Linked DNA regions of Homo sapiens: region 2 is linked to region 1. A link is a loop called in an ENCODE intact Hi-C map of the cell type or tissue named here. Cell type or tissue: heart right ventricle. All regions are shown on one strand. Each heading gives the region's core, and the rest is flanking DNA. Links, peaks and the distances in the headings are about the cores only.

Evidence for each region. Peaks named below come from ENCODE experiments on the same cell type or tissue, not always from the same donor. Only the 100,000 strongest peaks of a DNase experiment are listed, where the experiment ranks them.
Region 2: a loop joins it to region 1, with 2.1 times the contacts of the local background. A loop is called at or near these places in 9 of 110 quality-filtered maps.

Annotation. Positions count from the first base shown.
Region 1 is chr1:81,950,573-81,958,572 of GRCh38, reverse strand. ADGRL2 (adhesion G protein-coupled receptor L2) reads right to left here. Exons shown (of 24, transcript NM_001366006.2): 8 at 7,452-7,555; 9 at 6,431-6,616; 10 at 5,548-5,586; 11 at 2,513-2,696. Among named protein-coding and RNA genes, the nearest start is that of ADGRL2, 150 kb to the right of the region's middle. In heart right ventricle, for the core only: no CTCF peak of the experiment used is centred there; no DNase peak of the experiment used is centred there; H3K4me3 peaks cover 573 bases.
Region 2 is chr1:81,807,042-81,819,408 of GRCh38, reverse strand. The region is part of intron 1 of ADGRL2 (adhesion G protein-coupled receptor L2); the gene reads right to left. Among named protein-coding and RNA genes, the nearest start is that of ADGRL2, 12 kb to the right of the region's middle. In heart right ventricle, for the core only: CTCF peaks have their summits at 7,214 (motif pointing left) and 10,365; no DNase peak of the experiment used is centred there; H3K4me3 peaks cover 3,045 bases; H3K27ac peaks cover 3,946 bases.

The DNA of each region.
Region 1 (8,000 bases), core at 1-8,000:
CATGTATTATTAAGGGTAAATCATGCTATGAAGTTAAACCAAGAATTTAAGAAGAAATCACTAAGGAGGAAAATCAAATTGTTTTAATAACCTAAGACATTATAGCCATGTCCTCAAGGGAGTGGGAACATAGAGAAATAATAGGCTATTTTAGTCCTCATGTCTGAAAAGAGAACAAGACAAGTCCTAGGAAAAAGGTGAACGTTTCCCTCACAGTAAATCAGGGCCCTTCCCCCCACCCCCAAAATTGTTTATACCTTGGAAATAAAAAAGACACAACTATTATTACAATATGTAAAATGACCTTTTTTTTTTGAGACAAAGTCTTGCTCTTGTCGCCCAGGCTGGAGTGCAATGGCGTGATCACGGCTCACTGCAAGCTCTGCCTCCCAGGTTCGAGGGATTCTCCTGCCTCAGCCTCTTGAGTAGCTGGGATTACAGGCACCCCCCACCACGCCTGGCTAATTTTTTGTACATTTAGTAGAGACTGGGTTTGGCTATGTTGGGCAGGCTGGGAACTCCTGACCTCAGGTGATCCATCCACCTCGGCCTCCCATTTTTTTTTGTATTTTTTAGTAGAGACGAGTTTTCACCATGTTGGCCAGGATAGTCCTGAACTCCTGACCTCATCCGCCTGCCTCGGCCTCCCAAAGTGCTGTGATTGCAGGCATGAGCCACCATGCCCGGCCGTAAAATGACTTTCATATTGATAATTCTTGGGTAATCAGCATTTAGACTAGTAAATACCAAGCATTATTTTAGAGATGCCAGTCTCTCCATAGTGTTTTTTAATTAAAAATGAAAAAAGATCAACATTAAAAATAATCCTTTAGTTTCATTTAATTAAATTTTATTTATTTTTTTGAGATGGGGTCTCACTCTATCATCCAGGGTGGAGTGCAGTGGCATGATCTCAGCTCACTGCAACCTCTCCCTCCCTGGGCTCAGGTGATCCTCCCGCCTCAGCCTCCCCAGTAGCTGGGACTACAGGCATGCGCCACCATGTCCAGCTATTTTTTTTTCTTGGCGTATTTTTTGTAAAGATTGGGTTTCACCATGTTGCCCAGGCTGGCCTCGAACTCCAGAGCTCAAGCAATGTGCCTGCCTCGGCCTCCCAAAGTGCTGGGATTATAGGCATGAGCCACTGTGCCCAGCGAAAAATAATCCTTTAGAACTCTGAAAAACATAGGTACTAGAAAAAATGTATTCCTGGACATTTAATTGTTCAGAATATATCTCAAACTGGGATAAAAATATCTTGGATCTATAATTACAGTGTGTTCTATATATGTAAGGCTGATGGGAGCATAGATGTGAACCCAGCCCATGAAATTTTCTTGCACAATTGAAGAGGCATAAGAAGGGAATTTTAGTGGTTTTTTTTTTTTAATAATTTTCAGAATATTTAGAAAACAAATTGAGGTCATAATATGCCACTTCGGTAATTACTGATTTTTCATTCCCAAACCTCAAAGTAAATAAAAACAAATTATTTTTAAAATATTTCATTTCTTTTTAAAAATTCACTTATATAAAATAAATTTAAGATTATGAATTCAAATATAGGTGCTAATTTGATTTATGTCCATTTCTTCCATATACCCCTTTGATCTGCATTTTTTATATAAAGTCTCATGACTTACGCAGGCACAATAAGGCATAATTAGGCATTAAGATATGGCATTCCAGATAGTAAGTCTTCATTCAGTATCTGCTGCCCTAATGAAGTTAGCACTGCTTCTGGTGGAAGAGTAGTCTGTGTCCCTTTTGAGTTCTTCTACATGTATGCTTGGGAAGCTTTTTACTTCACTAACTAAGGTATACTGTTAACTTCATCTGAATTCAACCTCACTGAATAATTAACAATTCTAAATTGTTCAAACCTAAATTAATAAAATTTTACTGTATTTCTTTCAAATATTTTTCACAAGTGAATTCCTACCTCTCAGTGGTAGCATTTGAATTCTAAATTATGCTTCAACACTATCTGTAGCTATTCTGCAATCTATGAAGCACGGATGTTCTGCATTGTGGGAGATGTAATTCACTGACCACATTTTCACCTGAAGGCAGTTATGTTTAATACAAACATCTGACTCAAGTTCTGTGTGCTAAAATATCTGACTGAGAATGCATTCCATAAAATAATTTAAATTCATTAGGAACATATTATATAAAACGATTAAGCATTTGCCACAGTTTCATAGCAAGTACTTTCATTACTTAAAAAATCTACATTCTGGTATTTAGGCACTCTTACACTTTTTTGTTAATGATTTTTCAACTGGAAAAACACACACACATAAAACCAACTTGTAAAACACAGGATAGAGTTTGGCTTTTGCATGAATTTTAGTAAGTGTGGTCAATAATTTCTCTTGGTAACAGACAAAAATAATTTGACAAAAAAAGAAGTACAGCACTGGGAAATAACAGATACAGAATGGAAACATCATCCTCTTACATATGAATATCCTAAATCAAAATTAAACTTGACAGTAGATTCACTTACCAATATTTTCTGTGGGCATTGAGACCCTTGTTGGTTCTAAAAGATTGTCAGCTAGGACAAAAGCTCCTTCTTCCAATGTATCGAGTAACATTGTTGCAGTATGTGCTTGTTCAGAAGAATTCATATGTTTCCATGATTCCAAAGCTTCGGGTCTCAGAAGGTTGTCCACTGTGTCAACAATTGCCTGTATCCATTAGAAAACTATCATTAGTTTTGACCGCTTTTAGAACCAAAGTGATTTTCAGTAGCTGATGAGTGACAATTGTAATATTTATCTGTCATGATGATTTACTCTTACTTCAAGATGGAAGAACACCTAGACAACATATATCTGGTCCATTTTAAAATATAACTGGACCATTTTAAAACAGGACTGACTGAAGATTAACAGACTGCTATTTGATTACAAACAGTAAGTGTAGAAGGTGGATTGTTTCTATTTATTTAATCACACCTCAATTGTTGATAGTTGACAACCACCTGTGTCAGCTCTTAATCTGAGACATTACTCTTACAGGTAGAGTCAAAACTACTAAAGTCATCCTATTTATGATCTCAAAACTTGAATATTCTAAACCAAAAATACTGATGTCTTTGGAATAGATTAATATGTATGCTTGAAAATTAAACTATATTATTTTTTGAAATCTCAACTAAAATAGTAACCAAAATTATTCCTTATAGACACTGTCTACTTATAATCATTTGAAATAAAAAAAAAACAAGGTGGCATTAAAGTTCATAATTTATCTGTGAACATTTTCACTCTTCCAATTCTCTGTCCAGCTAAAAAACACTTGAGCATATACTTTAATTCATCAACAATGATCTGCTTTTAAAGGGATAAAGAAAGGAATAAAAATTAAAGCCTCTACTGATAAGTTAGAGAAAACAGGAAAGTAGAATCAAGTCTTCATAAACACCCAAGTTGTAAATATGCACATATGTAGGCTTAATTTATTGCTACACAAAATAACATTAAATAAAATATAACTCAGTTAATCAACTGAAGGCAGGATCTTATACTCCTACACTCTGTAGCTACGCACTGACTATGCTTTGGAAAGGTGAAATCACTAAGTTTATTTACTCTATTCCATTCACCCAGTCATAATGTGTCATTATGCCCATAAACACATAGTTCTGATCTATTGGTAATTACTGAAGAGAAAGAACACACACTGTACAAAAAGAACAACAATAAAAATTGCTAGCGTGAGGTACTATATGAACAGGGGGGAAAGTTGTTTGAAGCTACTGTCAGAGTAAGATTAATTAGCTTAATCCATCTTAATATCCTCGTTCTGTCTGCCGTGTGAGACACCACGACCTTCCTGGCAGGTGGAAGATACTTCCAAGTGGCGTTAAAGGCTTTTTTTCTCCCTCTAATGGGAGACAGAATAGTCGAAATGCTCACACTGATACTGCGGCAGCCATTAACTAGAGTGGAACAGAAATTGGTCTGCAGAGGCCAGATTCATTAGTCACCAAGAAATACAGACTGGAGCCTCTCTCTAATCTAAGTTACAAATGAATCCTCTGTCACAAAGTGGGAACTTGCTTCATTTGCATAGTGTAAGTCAGCTTCTGATTTGTAATTTAAAGAGTTTTATTAGTCTTATCTGAACAGAGAAGCTCATTTGAGACATACTGAAAATGACACTGGTCAGAAATTAAGGTCATGCTGAAATTTACTCCATATACACATAACTTGCTAATGGCATGCTTTTATTAATTTGAAACACTCCTTATTTATTACTATTTGTACTCGTCTAGTGGGATCAAAATGATCATTAGCCTAGTCATATTCCTGAAGTAGTCTCTTTCTGCCAAAGGAAAAAAAAAAAGCTATTCTTTTCCAACTGCGATGTATGTCCTGGGCAACATACCAATTATTACATTTCATACATTAACTAATACCTTAAAGGTGAACTGAACATTGAAGTTTAAAAAAATTCTATAGATTTCAGCAGTTATTTCTCTGCCCCTATTAAACAGGCTAAAAGGGGACTTTCAGACCATTATTACCTAAAAACAGACTTTCCTACTACCTTTTCTTGTAAAGTTCTCAAGTTCAACAATGTCCAATACTAACTAGTGAGACGTCATTTTTTCCTAGACCTTGCCAACCAAAATTAGTGAAGTCATGCCTTTTTAATACTCTCTAGTCTAAGAAACTACAAAAGTTCTTTTGTTTTCTTGTCACAATATATGGATTCGTTCTTCAAGGTTTGATTTACCATGGTTATGGTCCCCTGAAAAGTAAGGTTAGAAAGTAATATCTCCCCAAAAGGAACTCCTAAAATTCAGAGAACAAAACAAAATGCAATTTGGTATTATTATTTTGATCTATCACACAGAACCACTATGGCAGCCTCAGCATGTTTCCTATTACTTGGATATACCAGGGAGAAAACCCGGCTGGAGTGGACAGGGATTCTGAGCTCAACAGTGGCTTTCTGTTCCTATTAGCTTGATAAAAAACAGTATGTAACATATACAGATATCACAGTCAAATTATATTCATATTTCATTTTTAGTAACCCATCCCCATATCAACCTGATTCTAGAAATGACTCCTAAAAATTTCAGAATAAAGCCTATTTTATTTAAGAGTATACCACAAAGATAAGAAAGCAGTGACTTTTTCATGCACATATATTATGACTATACAGTCTTTGATATGATAAACTGCCGAGAATATATCATAGCTGTTTTACTCAAGTTGTTTTTTAATCCACAGAGATGACAACAGGAAACAAAGAGACTACATAATTACTTTCCAATTAAGAGGATATTTCATTAAAATTCGTGTACTTTTGGATGAATGGAAAAACAGCAGAAATCATTAAAAGTAAATTATTTGCTTATTCTGAGAGTAATATACCTGTGAAAAGCCAACATTTGTACAGCTGATATGGGGCACATTATATAATTATCAAAGACTGAAATACATTGGATCATGCAGCAAGATGATAAAGCGTGGCAGGTAGCTGAAGAAGGGAGAAAGCAGGGTGACAGCACAGGAGAGATACCTTAAGGTAAGCCCTGCATGTCTTCTCTCGTTTTTGGAGCTTTTAAGTAAAAGAAAAGAAAAATCAGAGGTTAGATTTTTATCTGCTGAAAATGAGGAAAGAAGAAATCCTCAAAAATTAAGCTGGTGTTCCAGAGCTCGAAGTTTATATGCAGTAGTCCTCTGGAGTCTGAGTCTGCACTGACTACCAAAACTGCTTATTTACAGTTTTTTATTCTATTTTATGAAGTATACTAATCTAAAATATGTTGACAAAAAGAGACAAAATATATACTGCAGTAAAAAAAAAAGTCAATTTTTTAACCAGGTAGAACCACATTAGGCACAGATTTTGGGTTCCTATGAACCTAATATAAACACTTATAGTGTGATGAAAAGTAGCAATCCAACTTTTGTCATAATAGGAAAAATTAATGGCACTGATAACAATATATTCCTGGAGACGGCAACTTGTCCTTCTTCCAAAAGCTGCCATTGAAAGAAATATGTCAGTGGCTAATATTCCTATATGTGTCAAAATTTTGCTGCAACTATAAGAGTTCCATGTATTAGCATATAAAGTATATCAACTGTATAACATATAATCTCTCCAAGTGCAGATAATGCATTATAAACTTACAGTATTGACCACAATCAGATAGATAAAGTTTGCCACCAACTAAGATCTCTCTCAGGTAATTAACATCATTTACACTCTTTTGGGAGGGCAGGGCACATTGCTCTTTTCTCAACTGTAATTCTTCCTTGGAAAAATGAACCAAATTAGAAATTTTGCTTCTAAGTATATGTCCCGGGGCCAAAGATTTGGCTCTCAACTGCTATAAGACAAGAAAGAGCTGCCATACCAAGTGTCTAATTCAAAATAACAGAAGAGTTCTCTCTACCTTGTTATAACTCCGTCCAGCTGAATCTTTTTCACTAGGTTTCAGTTCCTGCAGCTGTGCATCAAGGATGTCCACCAACTGCTCCATCAATCTCACTGAAGAACTTACATCCCCAGCAAACACTGGCCCTTTGGTATGTTTAGCCAGTTCATTGGCAAGACTAGCAGCATTTTCTCCGCTTCTGATCTGAAAAAACAATTTGTATTATCTCATTTAAATTTTTTTTTCTGTTTACAGCTTCTAGTTCTCCTTGAGTATCTTTATTGTGGTGAAAAAAATTTGCGAATGTTAAATTCTCCAACTAATTGAGACTGATGACTTTCCCTTCGTCTTAGAAGTTTCAAGGCTCTTAGATTATCAACACACACACACACACAATTCTGAACCAGGCATTTAAAAGAAATAAAAAGGAAAAAAAATCCTTTCTCAAAAATTTCAGCCAGTTCTCTCATTTCACTGCTACCATTTAAAATTGTTATTTTAAAGTCTTATTTATTCCAATGATCCAGAATTTAAGTCAGTATGTAATCAGCATGATACTGAGGGTTATTATCTGATGTTTATTCGTCATAAAGGTAGATGAAGGAGGAGAAAAAATGGCATTGCATTACACTGCAATATTAAAGTTACTAATGCCTTTTAAAGTAGTTTACTCATTCTACCATAATCATGTGTGATATAAACATCTGCTTGCATTCTGTGGATTCAGTTGTAAACTTAATGATATTTTATTTAATCGGCGAATGCATTTTGTCTTATGAACATCAAAAGAAACAGAACTAAATATGAATGAAATTAACAAGCATTACTCACTAAAAAGCTTAACATAGAGAACAGGATACCCCCAAACATATGTAACTTTCAATAAACAGTTTACAGACAAAACTATGCGTAATTTTTTTTTACTTTTATACTGAACAAAGAGCAATAAAGCTGGTTTTAACACACAAAGCTAAATTATTTATGTTAGAAGTTAATGCCCTAAATCACCAATGTGTCATATTAAAAGGTTCCAACCAACCTTCTGAGCCAGCTGATTCACCCAGTGTGAGGTACAGTTGCTAAGATCGGGGCCCTTAGGGTTCCATGTTCCAGTGGAAATCATGCAGAGATATGAGGCAGTTCCTACAACAGATGTAGAAAACAACAGTGAAATTGAAACCATTTTTCTGCATGCATTCGGGAATCAGCTATGATGATCCTGCTCTGCGTGTTAAATTTTGAATAAACTCTAATGCAAGTATTTGACAATAAGTGACAAAAAGTAGGGTATAATGCAGATTATAAATGGTAAATATGAAGTCAGCATAGAAATATCATATATTTATAGCAAACAAACAAAAACCCTTAATTTTCTTGGGATTCATCCAAAGTGATGCTTATAATGAGAAAGGCAGCTGTAAGGAAGACTCACTAGAGTCTTGGGGCAAAAATCTCAGGCTTGACCTAGGTCTCTGAAAGGGAGAGGTAATTTATAGTGCCTGATCTTAAATGACTTTTACAGTTTAAAAAACTTTGTCCATAGATGTTATATTACCAAAGTACAAAAATAAAGTTAGCTACTGTAAAC
Region 2 (12,367 bases), core at 2,572-10,571, 140 kb after region 1:
TAACACATGCATCTCAAAGTATCATCAGAAAATGGGCTCATTCCTTCTCCCTTCCACTAAAGCAGGCTAATGGAATACATAAAAGACTTGGCTGGAACCTTGGTTCTGGGCTTTGATTCTTTGCTCCTCCTTTACCTCGCATTCAATCAAATGCCAAATTCTAACCCACCATTACAAAACTTCTCATATCTGTCTACTGCCATTGCCTCTCACCAAGGACTGTCGTCCACCCCTTCTAATTAGGTTCCTATTTCTTTCATTAGTTCCCCACTCTAGTTCATTGGATACACCACCTTGAATGCTATCAAATAAGTATAACATGTTCTCAATTGAAAATATCAACAACATTTTGTGGCCTACAAGAGAATCTTAAAAGAGCAGGCTGTTCATAATCATGTCCCAAACTAACACACCCGTTTCATCTCCTACTTTCTGTACACTTCACATTCCCCCTAAGGCACTATATTTTTACCTTTCCTGTGCCTTTACCTCTGAACTTTTCTCCTCCTCAGAAAAGACTATATAGCCTACAATCCTCCTCTGCCTTCAGTTCTAAATAAATGGGGTCTCTTTTTCCATACCACTCATTTTGAATTTACTCTAACCTACCCTATATTTTTACAACCTTTTCTCTGCACTTCATTTTGGCATGATATCGTAGTATGACTTTTATAAGAATTATTTGTGCAAATATTTCACAACCTAGTGAACCTAGTGAGCACAGTCCTTACATAACAGTACAGTTTTCCTGGCATGGCCTTAATAAATGGCTGTTGATCTAAACAAAATTAATAGAATTAAGCCCAGAAGTAATGGCAAGGTAGATGTAATATGCTTATAAGTAGGATCGTTCTTGGAAAGAATAAAATACAATCAACATTTCAAAATACAGCCTTTAAGACCAATGCAAGCAAATGCGTATTTTTTGGTCTGGTAATTTTGGCAAACTCAGTACCAGAAGTTCTGTCAAATTTTTAAAACCACATGTGCTGCCACAATAACCTCTGTGGCAATGTAGGAAACCAAAAATTACATCTTGAATGTAAAATCCAAGACATTATAAATGCTGTGAATTATTAAAGTAAATCCAAGACCTTATCTGTAAAAAAAGGAAATAGCTGCTCTGAACTACAAAAGCATAACATACTTCAAGAGATTGTACCCACATATGAAATACCTGATTTTTGAAAGTTTAATATGATTGTGATTTTTATTTTAGTAAGACTCTCAAGAGGAATTTTTTTTTCTGAGAGGTCTGTTGCCCAGGTTGGAGTGTAGTAGCAAGATTGTAGCTCAATGCAGCCTCGTACTCATGGGCTCAAGCAATCCTCCCACTTCTCCTGAGTGGCTGGGGCTACAGGCACGCACCACCCCGCTGGCTATTTATTTATTTATTTTTTTAATTTCTGGTAGAAACGGGTCTTGCTATGTTACCCAGGCCGATCTCGAACTCCTGGCCTCAAGTTATCCTACCACTTCATCCTCTATGGCGCTGGGATTATAAGCATGAGACACCGCACTTGGCCAAAAGAAATCATTCACATAGCAAGAATTCTCTAGTGCTGTGCGTCTCAATAAAGTAATAAACTAGGAGTGAGAGGTAGATAACGGTAAAAATTGAATCATTCTGGCTTGGCAGTATCTTGTGGCCTTGGGAATGCACAACACAGAATGGGGACAAGGCCGCCAAAAAATCAAGATTTTACTCATTCAAATTTAACTTTATGATTTTTATTACACCCTATAAATAAAATGTTGGTTTAAGGAGTATTAGATTAATATAGTCTTGAATTCCAAAGACTGAAACATCTGCCTTTCAGCTAAACAACCAAATACATTATTAGATATTTGTACTATATTTTTAAAGACCCAGACAAATTTCTGATTTTTATACTAAGAATTGAGAACGATCTTCAATTTTTTAAAAAAATGTGTATTATTTACATATACTAACAAAAAGCTGCACTTTTCTAGATTTATTACCAAATTCATGATCTCTTGTGATGAAGAAGACTCAATAAAACTCAAATTCATAGAAAGGAAGCTGACTACTAAAGATAAGACTTAGCTTCTGATTTCCACCGAATTTTTATATTTTTCAATCTATTCATAAATCTTACCAAAAAAAAAAAATGGGACGGAAGGCCTACCTTTAAAGCTGTTTGTATGCCATCATTTCAAAAAATTTTAACTAGGAATTTGACACTTAAATTTTACCAATTTTTGATTGTATGCTACAATGATGAAAAATACTTAGACATACAGAATAGAAAAACAGACACTGGAGACTACAAAAGGTAGGAGCGTGGGAGAAGTGTGAGGGGTGAAAATTACTTAGAGGGTATAACGTTCATTTATTATGTGGATGATGGGTACACTACTATAAAGTACATGCATGTAAAAAGGCTGTGCTTGTACCCCCTAAATATACTTGAAAAAAAAAAAGCCCCAAAAAACTAAGAATTCAACATTCATGAGATACCATTAACAAAATAAAGGAAGAAAATGTTGAAGCTTTAATAAGTGCTTGGCAATACTGAATACTGAAGCTTATTAAGGACTTGGTAAAGTACATGTAATAAAGTTTTATTTTGTAGGTTGAATAAAAGTAGGCAAGCATAAAAAGAGCATTTGTAGGTTAAAATAAATGATAATCAGACAAAATATTAAAAGAATCTTTGGAAAGAGTTGAATAATGCCAAACATGAAAGTACTGTAAACATCTTTTTAACTATGGAGGGCTTAAATACACATTAAGTCACATGAAAACACTCCAAAGAACATCACCATATAATAATTCCACATTAAATAAAAAAACCTATACATTGATACTAATTACTAAATTTATATCCTGGTTCTCTTTAGGAGATCAAATAGTTTGCATGGCAAGTAGTGAAAAATGTTTTTTAAAAAAGAAAAAGGCCCTCAACCATCCATTCAGAAATGAGTAATATCAAACTATTAAAACATCTGAAGAAAACATTCTATAAGAGGAAATATTAAAAGTATTAAAGCAATATACAAAATAAAAAGTATTCTTAAGAATAGTGCAAAAATGTCTAGTAATATCATCAATTGTATAAACATCTGATAACATCAATTTTATACATACATAAGAGTTTATGGTGATTTATTCTTTATAAATAGGAAAAACTGACTTGAATAAAATAAGCTAACAAATCAAAGCTATATTTTCGTTTATTTTCAATTAAAAGCTAATATTATGGTGAATTAACTGCAACCTTGATATGCTCCTCTTGATTTTCACAGAATTAACAAGCAATAAGGAGAATGAGGCCATTAGTGTATGTAATCTACAAGATTTTCAATATTCTAAAAATACTTAAGTGATGCTTGCACTACAAGCTATTCAATTTAGTATTGTTCTAAGAGCTCATTCTTACTCCCTAATTTTTTTTTAGAAATACTCTTAAACTTATTAAAAATCAATCCCAAATGTTTTTAAGAAATGCAACTCCAGAAAATGTGAATTCTAAGATACTTATGCTTCGTTATCGGATGTTTTAATCATGTAATATTAACCTAAATAATCATTGTTTTAAATCTATTCTAATTTTAAGAAACCAATGACAGGTTTCCAAGCTGAAATGTCAGAGGACTTAGGTACTTCTTATTAGTAACACAATATAAGAAAATTAGTAAAAAATAAAACACATGAGGTATGAGGGAGTAACTACAGTATTAAAGTAGGTAAAGGTTATGTTTGACTATCAAGTTCATTATAATTCTATGTCACCCTATTTGTACAAACTGTCACCATAATTCTATAAAATATTTTAAGCAGTAATAATACTAATAAAGACTCTGATGAGAATCAACCCTAATTCTTACAGAGAATACAATGATAGAAAAGTGCTTTTGGAATGTATTCTTGAATACCTTACTGTGTTGTAGCTGTTATCTGAATCCTACAGAGCAACGAGATGAAACAAAGATTTTCTCGAGGTGAAATTCAAATACTTTCAAAAGTACAGGTATTTTTGCATTAGCCAAAGCTACTGTGGGCCACTAACTACTACTAAGAGATAACACAGCATGATGCTCTGTCAAATAGTAAAATGTTGGACTAAGTCTTTTCCTTGAACATAGCTAACTTTTTAGTTAAGGCCTCTGACACGAGTATTAACAACTACCTTTCCGCTTTGACTTATATTTGGTCAAAATAACAGTATCTTTTAAACCAACAATCTGATTTAAAGAGCACTAAAAATTAATAAATTTTCTAAACCATGACATAAAAACTCAGTGATTAAGTAATTTTAACAAATGGGTTTTTTCCCTTCTTAAACATGTATCTCAAAAAAAATAGTTTTAGCAATCATATTCCTATTAAAATGTATAACACACAAATATTAGAGACAAAGTTACCCATGAGTAGAAAGCATGAGTGTTTTTGTTCTGAATTTTAGGGATTTCCTTAGATGTTGTGTTTATTTTTAAATAAAGGTAATGCTACTGTGTTTAAATTTTTGAAGAAAATGTATAAAATTTTATGATTTATTCTCATTTTAAAATAACAAACTTGATATTCTAAGATTTTAACATTTCTCTTTAGCACAGCTTTGAATTAACAACATTACCTGAACACCACAAAATCTACTACATTCAGTGTAGATAATAAAAAGTATTTTTTATACCTTTGTTAAGATTTCAATTTGAGAAAATCTTTATTAAATAGGCAAAAGAAATGGCTTTGAAACATACAACAGGCAAAATGACACTAATATTGTTTATTTTTGTTCCTAAAATAAAAATATTAATTTCTAAATCCTGGGAATAACAAGAGCAATTTAAAATATTTTTTTCCAATACAGTTATTAAAACATGCAGGTTTATAATTTTGCATTCTAGACTCTTCATACACATATATAAATTTTCTAATCTTATTTAGGGTTTATCATATTCTTTGGTAACTTCCACTTAAAATGTTTAACATGTTCAAATATTTGACTCCCATTCTTATAAAATTTATATTTAAAATATTATTTCAAATCTACCCTCTTAATACATAATACTCTCACTTGAAGGACTATTCTTCATAATATATACTATTCATAATAGCTTATTATTTTAAAAACCAGTCTGCTCACACAGATGCAAGAACAATTAATATATACACATCTATGCTTAAATAATGTATATACAAAGGAGCAGAGAATGTTTTATCATAAATTCGTATTTTTTTATTATTAATTCAAGAATATGTGATAAAATTTTCTTTGATAATTTACCAAGATCATGGTTACTTTAAACCGAAAACCAGTTACCAATCTATTTCCTTGTCATAAACATCCCTAATAAAATACCAATAATACTTTTATGAGAACAATTAATTTGATTAACTTTTCAGTACAATTTCTTTTCAATGGATTCAGATTTCAGTATTTTAAAAATCGCTCAGTAGTCTACCTTCAAATTTAAGACAAAACAGGTAGAACTTACCCTAGCTGTGCCTTTCCAGTAACCTCACAGAAGTTATGCACTCTATGACAGTTACTGTGCCTCACATAACCATTTTCCTGGAATGAAATCTCCAGTAACCCTTACCTCACTGTGAAGGAGGTTTTAGTATTAGGGGGAAAAAAGGTAATGAACTATAACATCAGATCCCATTTTGCAGTGCCTATTATATTAAAAACCAGCTACGATAAGAAATATCTTTTTATATTATTTAAGACAATGACATAAATTTGGCAGTAAAGAGTATCTACCAATAATTGTATGGAAAAGAAGCATTTGTATACTTTTGTAAAACATACCATCTTAATCCTATTGAAATATAATTGCTGTTGCTAATATTCTTACCCCATTATAAAAATGCTCTGTATAAATGTGGCACACACTTGTTAAGATAATACGGGGCCACGCTGAGAGAATACTACTTATAAAAAAGCCCATACCAGTACCACAAATCTCTTTATTAAACAAGTTTCCTTACTTAGAGGATTATTCTTTGTCACAGTAACAATGTGACTTTTCACATTAGTAAAGATTAGCTACTAAAATAATAAATCTGAAACAAGGAATTTCATTAAGAAACGAAGCTTTTTAAAATGCAAAATAAATATTTTTGTCATATTATTACTTGATAAAATAAGAGAAATGAACTATTACATCTCTTTCCAAAGATACATAATGGATAATAACCTTTCTATTTTTTACCAACCAACAAGCAAATTCTAAAATAATGTTACTATACCAAAATGGAAAAATGAAAAGACTGGAATTGATTTTTTAATAAAATGTAATATAATATCCTATCATTAAATTTCCTGGCACAAATAAGTGTATGCAGGAAATATGAAAAATTCTACTCACTAAAAAATATCCAAATGCCTCTAAAAGCTTATCATCCTGCTTACCTAAACACCCGAATGAAAAACTCTCAAGTACTTCCCTAAGTATCTGGCTTACAATTCCTTAGAAATTCAGCTGGCACAGAGTCATAAACAGAATTCAGGTTTCAATCAAGTACTGTCTATTCTGCCTGCATTCATTTTTTTCCCAAGTTAGTCAGCAGTTTTCTAAATCATGTAATAGTAGGTCCTTATTAGTAGTTCCCGTGTTTTAATGTCATTGAACTCATGTCCATTATTGCAAGTAAAAGTCATTAAGCCAAAGCGATCGTTTTTCTGTTTAGAAAAGCACATATGCAACTCATCTAATCTGGTCTATTAATTAAATGTAGAGGAATGTAATACACTTTGATATGTTTAGTGGTCATTTAATAATATGTTACATATCTGGAAAATTACCTAAAAAGCTGGGATCTCTCTTGTAACAACTACTATGCATTTAAACAAGACAGTTCTGCAGTCATTCTCCCTGAGCTTTAGACAATCATAAATAAAAAATTATAATCTCAAAATGGATCTGGTATCTTTATTATATTTTAAGTTATTTTTAATCAAAAATATAATAAGGCACATTTGTAATCTGTGAATAAAGGAAATGATAAGGCACATTTGTAATCTATGAATAAAGGAAATGATAAACACAAGGCCTTTAGTACATTAAGTTGCACTATAATTTGGCTCATCTCAAAATGCCTTACTTTCTTTAGAACAATTTTTTCAAACAAAAATAAAAAATATTTTAATAAAACATAACTTTCAAAGGGAAATGTCAATTTATACTGCTTTGATTATTTCATCGCATATAAAAGCTCCCTCTGCAGGTAATAACAAGGTTTAGCAAAAATATTTGAAACGTGGGCAGTTACCTTAGTAAAAATGCAAGTCACCATTTTATAGAAATACTACTCTACTATCCAGCATTTTTCTCTCTTCCTTACCAATTACCTGATTAAAATAATTGCTCTTGAAAATCTGTGGTTCAACATGATTATTCTTGCCCTCCATCCTGGTTAAGATGGCAACTTGAGCAGACAGGATACACAAACTTTTCACAAAGTCACCCAAGACATACTCAGACAGTGTATTTCAAGGAAAAAGAAAACATTACCTTGCTTACACAGCACCAGCCTGAAATGATAGACCACTCCAAAAAAAAAAAGCTGCCCGGCTCATTTATCTGATTCATTTTCTGAACACAAAGTAAACAAAGGTAGCATCTTAGGATCAATTTAAAATCAAAGATAAAAGATCAATTTTAAATGAATGCAGTGCTAACTGTATTTTCTTCTTATTCTGAATAATTCTAAAATTTACACCTGGAGAGTATTTATGAAAAATCTATTTTCATTTCAATTAAAAAAAAACTGATCTGGGTTGCAAAATGCTCTTTACCCTTCTGTAATATGTTTTCAGAATTTGTTTTAGATTTGTTTACACAATGTGCTCTTCTGCCATATTCCTTTCCACAAGTATACAGAGATATGATGTGATGTATCTCTGCCAAGGGAGCAAAAAACAGAAAGTTAAGAACAGTTTCTAAGTCTCGGGGGCAACGTGTTATAAAAAACGTGTTGCTGCAGAACGCTGATGCCCCTCTCTCCCTTAAAATGTCTCGGTTCCAACATAAACATATCACCTTGATAACATGTAAATACTGACTGGAAATCTGAGGCAAAGCCAGTTTGACTTACCTAGAAATGAACTGACAGGCTTATAAGAAGTGACTTTTTAAAACTAAGGTTCTTATTGAACAAAGGAAAATTATAAGATATGCTAAAACATACAGAAATATCATACTGAGGTATCAGTTATATCTTTTCCCAATGAAACAAATGAGGTAAGAGGAACAGCAACAGCAAATCAGCAGTGTTTTTTGTGGGGTTTTCTGCTTAAGAAAAAGTAATCAAATTTTGTTTCATGTACATTTTTAGATATTCAGGCTGTAGATCTAGTTTAAAACCCGTAACAATATGAAAAGTCATTTCCGTGCAGGCTATGGGTATCATAGCACTTGTAGTAGAAAAAGCAAAGTGGGAGAACATTCCTATTTATTCATCTATTGAGCTATCAAGAGGAAGCACCTAATATTCAAACATTGTCTTCTTTGTGACAGAGAGAACTCTGAAAAGCGCAAAAAAGTTATATGTCCTTAGTAAAAGTGAACATGTCTAGGACATTATAATTTTAGTGTAATTTTTATTTGTCGACGCATATGAGGCAAAGTGACGTGTTTTAGAATTATGCTCATCTCTTTAATATTGGAGAGATGTATTATTTTCAGTACACGAATCTTCAGTATATCTTCTGTCATTTAATACATTAAGCCTTCATCAAACTAAAAAAAAATGTACAATTACTAGGACAAAAATACATAAGCATAGAATATTATCAAAATTAATGTTTCCCAAAATGTCTTAGATTTTAACCATAGGAAAGTCAGGAATTGTAAGAACTAAAATACGCCATAAGCATCCTGACATTAAGAACACAAAGATGAGTGGAGAAAATGGTACATAAGAAATGTGTTCTGTAATTTCTAATCAATAACCACAGTAGCAAACACTATAAAATGGTAGGCTTTTAATGCAGAGAAAATTTCCGTATGGATGGTAACCAGTTTAATAAAGGAGTAATAATTCCACATAGAAATACTTTGCTTCAAAGTAAAGACACAGGGAAACTCATTTTAAACATGATTATTTGTTATGTAAATTGAAGCTGAAAACTGATTAAGTAAACGTAGTCTGCATAAAACAGAAATATTGTATCAACTAAAAATTTTATCTAAAATCTTGTAATGGTTTGCCCATTATATGGAGAACTGCTGTCATAGTACTTACAATGTTAAGAATAAATGATTAGAATTAGAACTTACTTTATGAAGAAAACAGAATTCTCTTTTGTTCGCTCTATAAATAGACACTATTTACTATCATCTTCAAGAGAAAGCATTAGTCAAAACAAGGTCACCTAACCCACCCCCAGCAGTCAAGTGCCATTTTTGACAGTAATTGAGGTTAGATTATGCTGTCATCTAAATCCAGAGTAATAACTAGCTTGAGGTGTGGACTGATGTAAAAATACCTATAAAAGGAGGCAAAGTGTGGATAGTACAAGCATTTCTCAGTCCACAGGCAGGAGATATAGATATATTTGACAGCAAAACAGATATTTATGTCATACCATTTTCAAAATCAGTTTTAAAAGAGATATCTTAATCATACATATTTTACATTTTGAACTTCCTAATTTTTAGCCAACAATAAACAACAAGTATTGATATATACAGAGAAACAGACTATAAAATGTGTGTTTATGTATGTACATATGTGTGACCAAGAAAGGGGTTAACAAGTACTACCTAACAATTGAAAATAGCAAAATTAAGCCCATTTTTATTAGGAACCTCATGGTGCATCCTTCTTCGCTAGTATGATGGCTGAAGATTTTTCTTATTCATTCAGAAAAAAAGACAGGATTGTATCTGGTTTTGTTCTAACAAATTAACATGTGCTTGAATTGATGCTAAGTCTAAAGTTAACCATCTTTTCAACTTCTCCCATCTCTCATAGCCAAGAACTAATAGTTCATTTTTATCTCCATCTCTTTTTTTATCAGATTTAAAAATATATATAAATGTTACTTAATGCATTTTAAAACAGAATTAAGACTTGGTCACATATTTCAGGAAGTTAACATCTGCCTAACCTACCCAATTTTTAACAATATATTTCTGTTTTTATTAAAGTACTAAATCTACCGCAAAAAAAGTCCTCCAAAGACTTTTTAGCCTTAAATAGGCTTCTTTTAAGATAACTAATTTCAACACTGAAATTCAAAGATTAAGGTGTAATCCCTGTGTCTGAATTTTAATGATTATAATGTACTCCTCACAGATTGGAAAAATCAATGACAAAACCAACAGGGGCCACGTTTTGCTCAGCATACGTTTTCTTGTCAGGTCGTGATTAATGCTGTGCTCTGTAGAGGGAGACATTACATCTGGGCTAAAACAGACCTAAACTTTACCCTCAGGCAGAAATCTGATTTAAACATCTCTATTTAAAGTGACATTTGTCCTCCCCTTTCAACTATTTTCCCTAGAAATTCCAGGAAGTTGACTTCATGACCTAAAAACAGCCGGTGGCTTTGAGTAGCGGTTGTGCTTGTTCCTGCACTTCCGTAAATCTGGGTGCCAGAATTAATCAAGGTGGTAATAAAACAGGTGCCCAGCTATCTGCTACGATGAATCCCATGCTACTTTATTGCCACAGGAATTTGGGATTTAGAATTCAATGTAATTCTAGAATCAGTAGTAAGAATTGCCAAAATGTATTTTGGTCGCTGATAATAACCTATTTATATCTTATAATGGAGTAGGTTTCTTTTGATTCTTAAGATTACACCTGATATTTCACTAATCTAAAATATCAACTGATAATAAATCCAAGGAATATGGAAAAGCAACTACTTAAAAACAAACCTCTAAAATAAATGAGAATATGCCAGTGGAAGTAGTTTCTCGTATGTCATGCAATAGCTTTCATAAAAACAAAACAAAAATGAAAAGCAGAAAGAAAAAACTCTGCATCTAACAAAAGTCACCAAGAAAACAAATGTATGCATATCAAAACTGGCGCCAATATCCTTACACTGTGAACATGGTAACTTTTGATATTATTAAGCAATGTAGACACTGCTGGCGAGTTCCTACAAACCAAGGTAATCTAATTTCTGTTGTTTTTCAACCTAAATTGATTTTTTTTCTTTTAGTCATTCTGGTAATTGAACAAACTTATATAAGTGTGATGGGATTTTACTTACTACCAGACAATGCATAAAATTATCTGTGAAGACAAACTATATTACTTCATAAAACTGCATTTTCGTTGTAATTAAACAAATTGTATTTAAACTTGCTTTCTACTTCCAAACCAATCAATAGTATTTTGCTATAAGCTGCACTTTACTTGCAGATGTTAAGCGCTTGGTTCCTTTATTCCATCTACTTTTTTTTTCCTTTAGATAATGTTTATTTGTCAAATATAGGAGGTTTTTTGTAAAAAAATAATAATAATAAAATAAGCTTTTAAAAAACTGTTGGATAAGAATATATCAAAAAATATCTACAAATTATTGCCTACTTAGTGCAGCAGATATATGATCTCAGGAAAAAAATGTTAAATATTTTTGATTAGGATCTCCCTTTTCTCATGACACCGTGACTCACACACACACACAAAAATACTTACATCAAAACAATCAAAACATTAAGAAAATTTCTATACTTAACATGCTTAACAAAACCTATATACTACACTCAAAATACCAAATTAAAGTCCTGAGTAAAATTTAGGGTTGACAGACCCTTGTTACTCCTTTAGAAATTACCACACTAAGTCAAGGATTATAATTCCCTAATTCCAATAATTAACTGTTCATCTCTGTGTTAAAGAAACTATTTCCTTAAGCTTTTTCTTAAAGCATTAAAAAATATAATCACTACCTGGCCAATCTTTGAGAGCATCTTAGGCAGCAAAAAGATTTTAGAGAATAGTCTCAATTTATTTTTGTGACAGCATCAAGCCTAATTACAATAATCTGAGTGATTAAATACTTTTCAACCTTTCAACCTTCAATCAAGAATTATTTGAAGAGATGAATATTTGGGTGGGGCTATAGAATAATTAGTCTTATGTAAGACAGAAGTAAACTAGCCTATGATTTTAATCTATCTTGGAAATATAAATATTCTAATCTTTGTTAAAAATAGCAACAAAAGTTATCCATTTAGGTTACATTAACTCATATTTAATCCATAGGAACTGATATGACCAAAACATTCACAGAACTTCAACTCCTTTTCAGCTCTTAGTAGCTAAACTTGCTATTTTTAATGCTTTATCGAAATCTATCAATTTGAAAAGTTTTTAGCTAGGCATTTTTGCAAATAATCTTGAAGAACCATTTTTTTGTAACGATGCATTTTA